2 separate regions of the Homo sapiens genome follow, and region 2 is linked to region 1. A link is a contact called in ENCODE Hi-C or POLR2A ChIA-PET data. All regions are on one chromosome and are shown on one strand. Each heading gives the region's core, a stretch centred on a gene start or an enhancer-like site at or near the end of the contact. The rest is flanking DNA. Distances are from core to core; before and after follow the strand shown. Region 1 holds the start of DIAPH3 (diaphanous related formin 3). Region 2 overlaps DIAPH3 (diaphanous related formin 3).

The links. Hi-C counts contacts between places; a loop is a spot of excess contacts on that map. ChIA-PET counts read pairs that join two places held with the same protein, here RNA polymerase II (POLR2A). Pooled maps may share reads with other maps.
Region 2: a loop to region 1 is called in a pooled map, with 5 times the contacts of the local background. The contact joins the enhancer-like site here to the promoter of DIAPH3 in region 1. A Hi-C loop is called at or near these places in 2 of 37 single-sample maps with no recorded cell type and 6 of 50 pooled maps. POLR2A ChIA-PET finds 5 or more read pairs at or near these places in 2 of 52 experiments (OCI-LY7 and WTC11).

What each region holds. Positions count from the first base shown.
Region 1 is chr13:60,161,282-60,166,616 of GRCh38, forward strand. DIAPH3 (diaphanous related formin 3) reads right to left here and starts at 2,647. Exons shown (of 28, transcript NM_001042517.2): 1 at 2,306-2,647. The coding sequence starts at 2,485. It overlaps LOC105370227 (a long non-coding RNA gene), which reads left to right and starts at 2,776. Exons shown (of 2, transcript XR_942001.2): 1 at 2,776-2,918. RefSeq lists enhancers at 3,036-3,085, 4,174-4,468.
Region 2 is chr13:59,747,807-59,752,598 of GRCh38, forward strand. All of the region lies in intron 27 of DIAPH3 (diaphanous related formin 3), which reads right to left. Among named protein-coding and RNA genes, the nearest start is that of DIAPH3-AS1, 260 kb to the right of the region's middle. RefSeq lists a silencer at 3,209-3,503. Within about 2 kb of position 3,230, at least 3 of the 41 ENCODE cell types and tissues checked have a DNase peak (open chromatin) inside an H3K27ac peak, as active enhancers do.

The sequences.
Region 1 (5,335 bases), core at 1,397-3,896:
AGAACAGTGACTGACTTGACACCTACAAGTACAATTACTTTCTGAGGCATTGCTGGGAACTTTGATGGTCTCAAAGATCCCTCTCCATCCAAAAAACAAGAGTTACTGGTGTGCAATCAAGAGCAGTGAAAGGTAGGCAAACTGGGAAGAGCTGCTCAGGAAGCAGTCTTGAGACTGGGATACTGAACTTTAGTACAGGAACAGAGTAGAGCTGTGCCTGGAACTTCTGCCCATGTTAAGATTTCCAGTTCAACAGGAAGGTGGTCCAAAATCAGTAGCATGCCCAGGCTCCTTGGCAGACAAACTCAAACTATCTCCAAAGAAAAGCATCTCTGGAATCCTACAGGTGAAGATAAAGCAATGAGCTTACAAAGATAAATACACACAAGAAAGAGAGCAAGCCATCATGAATCTGAGTCAATGTAGACAGCCCAGGTTGCAAACAGCAGAACTGTCAAATAAAGAATAAGAACAATCAAGTAGGAAATGTCTAAAGAAATAAATGAATAAGAAACAAAGGACTATCAAGAATGCCCAGACAGATTTGAAAAATAAGCAAATGGAACTTATTAAAATAAAAAATAATTGCTAAAATCAAATATTCAGAAAAGTAGCAGATTAGACATAGCTGATAACAAAATTAATGAACTGGAAGATATAACTAAAGAAATTACCATATAAGCAAGAACCTAAATTAGTTTCAAAGTACCAAGAGTCCAAATTACTTCTAAATTAACTGGAAGTCATGATTCATACCAGACTCCCACCCAAAAACACAGTGTTTTAGATGTGTTTTTTACCTTTACAGCTTAAGAGTGTTATCTTTTAGATGTCATTTCATCTTTATGAGAATCCATTTAACAAATGGCATGCTGAGATGGTCAATGTGACATACATAAGAATGAAAAACAGCACAGAGACTGGAAACCAAATGATGAAATCCTTCAATGAAACTTAACATAAATACTAATTTAGATCCTGTTTTCATGACCTCCTTGCTGGGAATGAGTCACAGAAAATAACACCTCCTGTATTCTGGACCACAGAAGTTAAAACAAAATAAAATAAGATTATTAACCCAGAGAGTAGACTATAAAAGGAAGAAAAGTCATTGCCTTAGTGGATTCTTCTCACATTAGGCAAAAATCTTTCATTGGGAAGTTAACTCTGTCCTATTCATTCTTCAGATTTGTCAAGATAATGATCAAGTCCATACTTGATCCTTCTGCAAAATGTCACTATTCCTATGACCATTTTGATACTTAATTTGGCATAATTAATCTATGCTGTTCCTCATTTTCAATTAATCTATGCTGTTTCTCATTTTCAGTATTCTGATATATCTCATGTATCAGAATATGGGCTCTCAGTCTTATTCAACTATTATTTTTAACTAAATGTTATAGTTAGCAACTGGTTCACAAACCATTATTCCCTTAATTTGTGAATCATGACTTAAATTTCTCACAATTTTTACTTGCCCACATAAGGCAAATGCTGTACTCTCTCTCTCTCTCTCTCTCTCTCTCACACACACACACACACACACACACACACACACACAGTTTTTCCATATTCCTAAGGAAAATGGTGGAGTGGTCAATGTGAAATTTCAATTCTGTTGGACTCATCCCAAATCTATCAACCCTCTATGTGATTTATTTACACACACAAACCCCAAAATAATCATCACTGCCTATACTTTCACTAGTTGACACCAACGAAAAGACAAGGTGTTAATCATGACACTTTCCTTAAGTGTTAAACACAAGCAAACCAGAATAGCAAGTTTCAAATATTTAGAATTCTTTCCAAGCTAAGCAAAACATTCTTTAGCAGTGACCACACCACCCGCCAAGTTCTAAAACTAGCTGTTTCAACTTGGAAAATTATATCTACCTTAAAAGTTCTTATATGTAATTAAAAGTTCTTATTAAAATAATAAGCAGAAAAAAAACCTGTCACCTAAAAGTTCATTTTGATATATCTTATACCCTCTTACACTAGGGAGGAAGGGAGAACTTCGACTTAAAAAATGCAATGTCCACCTAGATGACGTCAATACATATACACGTTTGAACTGCTTTTCACATCAGCGTTAAGAAATTTGGGGGCAACACAAAGATCTGGGCATTTGTCACAGGATCCAACTACAACTAGACCCGGTCGTTGTCAATCTATGATCTTTGGCACCTCTGGATCTCTAGAATAAAACTTGGTCCCCAAGTTCTTGTGGGCCCACCCTCGGCAGTCAGCCCTACGGCGGGGCGGGAGCGGCCCCACCCTAGCTCCAGGCGATACTCACAAACTTGGGGCGCTTCTCCCCAGGCTCCTCGGGGCCACTGGGCGGCGGAGGGTGTTGGGGGCCCTTCCTGCGCGGCATCTTGCTTTCCCGGCAGCCGCGGAGAGAGGCTGAGGAAGGGTAGGGAGTCCCAGCGGCTGAGCCTTGGGCCGGGTGGTGCAGCCGCGGCTGGTGCCGTTCCATCTTTCCCCGCAGCTCCGGGGACCGGAAAGAAGGTGGCCACTCAGCAAGCCGCAAGCTGGAAGCTGAGGGATCGACAACAGGTTTTACTCCCGGGGTCCGCCACCCAAACAGTCAGCACAGCCTAGCCCAACCGCTGAAGTCGGGGCCGCAGCCAACACATCTGAAAACTCCCGCCACCCGTGTTGGCCCGGGACTGGCCAATCCCGCGCCGCCGGATCAATGACACGCTGAGGCACCGCCCCTTCCGGGCACTGCGAAACATGATTGGCCTTGCGGCCTGTCTATGCAGCCGCTCAACCCTTCCGGCGGTCCAGGCCGCTCACCTTAAGGACGCAGAGTGGCGTCAGATTTGGAGAAGCGCCGGGGACCGTGGAGGAAGTCATCGGCCTGGATTTCTTTGGATTTGCAGATAGGGTTCCAGCAGAACTGGAAGGTGGGCGAGACAGGCCCTGCGCCACCATTTGAGCAGCGCTGGGATATAAAACCATCTGCTAGCCCTCTCCTTGCACGTCTGGGGCTGGAAAAAGTAGTTCTGGGACTGGGTACGGTGCTGGAAGGGGTACTAGGCAGGATGAAACGACGGGGCCCACGACGCTCCAAAAGGAAGCCTTCTGGACATATTTCCTGCCTAAGTGCTCGCTCTGGGGTGGCAGAGGGGTCCACCCAAAATCAGACAGAGCTAGGCTAGGCTGAGCCCTTCAGGAGCTCACAGTCTCCTGTAGTTTCCAAACCCTAACACAATTAACCAAGGAATGTAAATGTCTATAGCAGTTGTTTTAGAAGTTCCTTGAGAACAAAAAGGGAAGTTATTAAATCTGAAGGAGTGGATCTGGAAAGGTAAAAGGAAAGCTGCATAGGTTTTCACTAGGCAGGAAACAGTGGCAGGGCATTCATTTAAAAGGCATTCCATTCCAGGCAGGAGCAAGGCCAAGAAAGCATAGAGGTGAAGAAACTTTAAGGTCACATAACAAAGGGCCTTGAACTGAAACCATGCAAAAGAGTTTGTTGTGTAAACCCAAGGTCAAGCTACAAGGCAAACACCGTTTTCTCAACACATCAATATACCCTCTTTAAAAATGAGCTTTTCCTTGGAACTATTCCTTTAAGATATCTGTCTTCTGATTATATGGAGGTGGTGTAGGCCAAGACTCGGAAACATGCAGTATTGATTTTGGTACAAGAAACAACTCTAGGTACTCTGAGGAGTTTGGCACAGAGGTTCAAAAAATGAGCCTTAGTTCTCAGTAAGTCTTCACACTACAGCTTTTCTTTTTTAATATTTGTTTTACTGTGCCAGACTCTACAGCTCTGTCCTCAAAGAGCACATAATCTTTAGGGAAACTTACAGGAGAACAGCAAGGTCAGGAGAACTACAAGTAGTTCCTTATATCTTGATGACAGACCCAGATACAGATTTTATTCCTGCCATTTACTAGCTATTTGATACCGGAGATGACGTTTAACTTTCTTTGCTGCTTCATCTACAAAAGGGGGGTAATTATACTAATACCTATGAAAGAGGGGCATTTTCAGGCCTAAATAACATAGCATATGTAAAGCCCTTAGAGTTTTGTCAATGCTCCTACAGGAATACTGTAGTTGAAGAAGTTGGGATTATTACTCAGGGAGGGAGAACATGCACTATGGGGAGCCATGAAGTGTCTTAGGTAAATGGTATTAGAAAGCACTTAAAGGATTTGGGCTTTGATTAGGTGATTTGGGAAAGACTCCGTGGAAAGAGGTGGGAAGGGTTGCTCAAGATTAAGTGCCTTCAGGAAGTGGAGACAGTTCAGTGATTATCTTATCTAGGAGGATGGCAGGCTAAAAGACAAGCCTAAAGCTGTAACTGACAAGCATTAGTCATCCATATCATGGAGAGAGGGGAATGTTTGATTTTGAAAGACAAAACAAATTAAAGATCTAATTGGCTTTTATTTGCAATTCCAGAATAGGCAAAACTTCATTCTCTAAAATAGAATCTGTTCCAATGAGCTAAGCAGAGGAGGTTGGCTTTATAGGCAGAAAAAAGCTAGAGAACAGAAATAAGGAATGAGAAGCAGATGAGTTGTTTCAAAGTTACTTTCCTTATAGGGTTAAAACAGGGGAACTTTCTTAGCATACCAGCTCAGATAAACTTGGCCCCTTCTGATTGGGTGCTATGAATTTCCTGCTTTTTGGAAAACTGGCTGGTTTCAGAGTTGCTTTTGATTATGTGGCAATACGCATGAGGGACCATTCTGCTTTGGTCTGGTCTGCCGGAGCCTAGTGCAGCAGATTAGTCCAAAACTAAGGTTAGTCTATAATCATTTCCCATGAATTTATTTAACATTGATATTTTCTGATTTGCATACTGACCTTGTTATTGTCTGTGCTTAGACAAAACATGGAAGTGATCTTGTTTTGTCTCACTTCATCATGGTCACAGAGTGACCCTGTCTGATATTGCTGTTCTGTGAGATGCTGTTCATCAGGAGAACAACATGGCCTAGCTATGAGTGTCAGGCCAGTTTCTAAAAACACTGAGGCTTAGCTATAAGTGTCAAACTAGTTCCCTGATGTCAGGGACTGCTCCTTTCTTTCTCATGTCTTTGCCACATAGAAGGTACTAAATATAAGTAAACAGGAGCCATGATAATTAATTTTCAAGTTTACGTACAGCACTCTGAATTTTTTCTCATAGAAATGCACTGGAACTTCAGTGTACTAGTGAAAATATCTTTGTATAAGTTTTATGTTTTTTAAAGTACATTTTATATGTGTGCCCCAACATACTTAAACCTCATAACAGCATGCACTGACCCTCATTTTGATCACCCAGCGAGATGATACACCCCAGTGAGTCAATAGTCA
Region 2 (4,792 bases), core at 1,980-4,479, 410 kb before region 1:
GAGAGCCATTTTGGTTCCTAGATTTCTTTTCCGCATAGTCAACTCTTCCTTCCTAGGTAATAGTTCTTATAAATGCCACTACAATCAAGTGGACTGATTCTAAATGCCTGCAGGCTCTATGCCTTCCACTATAAATTATTTGAGAATGCTATGTCTTGGCCCAAATGAGGTTAGCTAGCCAGAGCATGCTGCACCACTAAAAGCAAAGGTCTACAAATCATGCAATAAGATAAGTGGTTGCAGGTTTTTACACTGGAAGACTATGGAACAGAGACAGCAGTGGCTCTGATTCTGCCCCTGGAACAACGTTGGTAGAGTTCCGGGTACCAAAAGAGCTGCTTTCCTGCTAAGTTTGAATATTATGTACTTGTAGAAAGCTTCTTGATATTAGAGCACTCCTCAACCTACATTCCAGTTTTAGGCCCTTCAGATCTTTGGTCATTAGGGAAAAGAACTTTGGCAGAGTGACGGCGGAATATCTACTCTAGTTCTCTAGAGGGCTGCTGTGGCTTGATCATTACGGAAATCTATCCTACCAGTTCTCATGCAATACATTGCAAGGTTTTGTGAAAACACAAATACTCTCTGCCAAGAAAAAAATGGATGTGCAGCCTCATTGTAAAGACATTTTAGACTTCACCTGTGCTCAGAACCCTATGGGAGACCCAACCATGTTTCTGGTTGTTAATAGTCTGAAACAAAATATCATTATTGATCCATTTGTTTAAAATTCCAGTAAAATAATTAGTCATTAAATTAGAATCCTCCTAACTTGATTTTTCTATTTGTAAACACCTTAAGAGGCAGCCTTTACTTTCATTGCTACAAGTGTTATTTACAAATCCATTTTTCTTCAATCAGCTGCTGTGATATAAATGTATGCAACCTGTAAAAACTTAAATTGCTTCCTTACACCTGGATATTCAACCAACCTCTAGATGTCTGTAATTGTATGAAGGAAGGTGTAACCATATCTAAGCATTTTATATTAGAGGGGGCCAGAAGCCACGGTTGGTGGTAATCTGACAGCATCTCAATCTCTGTTGACTGAGGAATTAAGAGTATTTCTGACATTTTAGAGCTCTTTCATCATGCTGAGCACACAGTGTTTCAAAAGTAAAGCCAGGTCAGGTGCGGTGGCTCATGCCTATAATCCCAGCACTTTAGGAGGCCGAGGTGTGTGGATTACTTGAGGTCAGGAGTTCGAGACCAGCCTGGCCAACATGGTGAAGCCCCGTCTCTACTGAGAGTGAGATAGTTAGCCAGGTGTGGTGGCATGAACCTATAGTCCCAGCTACTTGGGAGGCTGAGGCAGGAGAATCGCTTGTGCCCGGGAGGCAGAGGTTGCAGTGAGCTGAGATAGTGCCACTGCACTCCAGCCTAGGTGACTGAGACTCTGTCTCAAAAAAAAAAAAAAAAAAAAAAAAAGTACGGCCGGGTGCAGTGGCTCACGCCTGTAATCCCAGCACTTTGGGAGGCAGAGGCAGGTGGATCATGAGGTCAGGAGATCGAGACCATCCTGGCTAACACAGTGAAACCCCGTCTCTACTAAAAATACAAAAAATTAGCCAGGCGTGGTGGTGGGCACCTGTAGTCCCAGCTACTTGGGAGGCTGAGGCAGGAGAATGGCCTGAACCCGGGAGGTGGAGCTTGCAGTGAGCCGAGATTGTGCCACTGCACTCCAGCCTGGGTGACAGAGCGAGACTCCATCTCAAAAAAAAAAAAAAAAAAAAAGCCAAATATTTTAAAGTAGATGACTTAATAAAATAATCTTTTATTATATCCAATAGGGCTTATGAAAGAATATCTCAGATATATAATTCACAATTTTATATGCAAGATACCTTGCATATAAAATTCACAAATAAGAAGTATATAATATTTTAAAAATAGTATTATACAGTTCATAGGTATTTCTTAAAAGAAAAAACAACAGGTCTTAGAAAATTTCAAAAAATAAATTTCAAGTTTTTTCTCCTTAGAATTTATGGAATGGTATCTGTTTTAATGAATGAAACTAATTTGTTTAGTGTTTGAGGCACACAAGTGATGTATTAGGATCACCATCATCAGAAACTAATTTATTTCAGGGCCCTTCATGATACTCTGTTAGCTATCTCCCTGGAAAGAGCAGGACAAGTGATACAAACATTAAATATACATGGAGTTCTTTCAAGGAAAACAAAATCACATTGAGTTGAAACCTTCCTTCCCTCTTGGTCAATAAAAAGAGGAATCTGTGGTAATGACTGGGTCATTGTTATTACTGATTTTGACTCTCTCAATACAAAAAAACATAAAGCAATAGTGAGAAATAGCTTGATATAACAAGCCTACAATATTAGTTCTCCTGAATTTTAAGAACATTTCAGCCAGGATGCACTATCAGTCTACTCAATTAGAAGGCACATACGTTAAATTTATACCTAAAAAACTACCTTGAAATTTATTGCTATGTTTACACAATAGCTGGTTTTAAAAACCTCATGAACTTGACCATTTTTATGGGCCAATACACTTTCAAAGGGAGGATATAATAGTATAAATAGTACCTCACATGTTTCTTCTTACCATGATAATAAGTTTTTTCATCTCTAAATACCTACAGCAATTAGGTTTTACAAGAATTACTACTTTCCAGGTTTAAGAACATTTTATCAAATTAAACTAGCATGAAAGATCATGCAATTGGTAGGTATCACTTTGCCTTTTATTTTTCAAAAGGGTCTGCTCTCGTTTATGTTGAGTTTATTTTCAGCTTCAAGTCACTTTTGGCAGTTAAATCATAAGTCTTTAAAAATAAGAGATTATAAGGAGAGGAGGGAGTTACCAGTACAAACTGAATCTAATACCTGTGTGAATTACAATTGGTTGGTTCCAACCAAATGAATATTTTTACCGTAGGCCACGGTAATGCAGTTTTAGATGGAAATAAAAGGAATAACCGTTGATCTGTCTCCTATAGCCTCTGGGCATTCCAATATTGAGTTCAGGCCTGGATAAACAGTTGCTACGATATGCCTAGCACCTACCTCTGAGGGACTGGTGTCAAATTAATCTCCATGTCATCAGTACCTTCTCAACAGGTTTTAAACAGTCTTCTCTTTCCCTCTCCCAGATCAACAGTTGTCAGGGTCTGAGTCAAGCTGTGCTTCTGCCCACATAGTGGCACTGTCAGCACTGTCGGCTGCTCAAATGATTTTTTAAGCAGAGCAGCCGGTTGCCTTCAGCAGCAATGCTTTTGGGGGCACTGCGTGCTGTTCACCCAGAGTCTCTGGCTGCTCTACAACTGTGCTAGTTAAGGGATCGACAGAAGGAACAACAAATGGCTACAATTAGCATTCGCCCTGCTCCTGCAAAAGAATTTCATTGCTATGGCAACGGGAGTTGCCCAGACAACATAGGGCTTTGGCTGAGAAGAGTGTACTGCGTTATACCAAGTATGGAACAAAATAGCCATAGATCAGGCTCTCGCTTCATGGCACAAAGATCTCTGCCATCATCTTTAAGTTTAATTAACAAGAACTGATTTCTTAATTCTGGGAGCCAAGGTTCTGGCTGTTAATAGCCTGAAACAAATATCATTATGGATCCATTCCTTTAAAATTCCAGCAAAACAATTAATCATTAAATTAGAATCCTCCTAACTTGATTTTTCTATTTGTAAACACCTTAAGAGGCAGCCTTTACTTTCATTGCTACGAGTGTTATTTACAAATCCATTTTTTCTTCAATCAACTGCTATGACATAAATGTATACAACCTGTAAAAAGTTAAGTTGCTTCATTACACCTGGATATTCAATCAACCTCTGGATGTCTGTAATTGTATGAAAGAAGGTGTAACCATATCTAAGCATTTTATATTAGGAGCTACAATCTTGCAGGTCTTCTAAATAATTTTACATCAAACAGGAGAATATCTATTATACTGTTTTTGAAGTAAACTTTTAAAGCAGGAAACTGAAAACATCTTGAAATTGGTGTGGTAACAGTACTACAAGTAAAATGGAAAAATTAATCAAATGACATAAAAATGGGTTACCTCAGCCACCATTCAATACCTCTGCAGTCAAGCTTCATAAATTGGTCCAGTGCCACTCATAGTCATGTAAAACATTCTATGGATCTGATCCAGTAACACTTCTTAATGAGCCAAGAAGCAGGATATATTCACAGGCAACACAGGACAATGGGGCTAGCAGGTATAACCTGGCAGATGACAGTGGTCTAAAATTTTCAAAACTTGAAACATTTCCAGAGTACAGTCTCTTTCCCAGCCAATATCCTTGTTAGTATAGAACTAAATATTATCATCAGTAATAACAGTTAACATTTTATTGAGTGCATAGTGCTTTGCATGGCTTGTTTAATTTAGTTTTCACAAATACTCTATAAGGTAGGTATAATTTAAATAAGGAAACCGAGGTGCAAAGAGATTCAGTAACTGCCAGCATATAAACAGCAAAGCTGGGATTCAAAACTAAGTAGACCCCTATAGGGTTTTCTTTACTTCAGCTACATTATTAGTATTGTACCACAATAAGCAATAATGTAGTCAATTTTTTTTTTTTTTTTTTGAGACACAGTCTCGCTCTGTCACCTAGGCTGGAGAGCAGTGGTACTATCATGGCTCACTGCAATCTCGACCTCCTAGGCTCAAGCAATCCTCCCATCTCAGCCTTTCCAGTAGCTGGGACTACAGGTGCACACCAGCACACCCAGTTAATTTTTGTATTTTTGTTAGAGATGGGGTTTCGTCATGTTGTGCAGGGCTGGTCTCGAACTCCTGG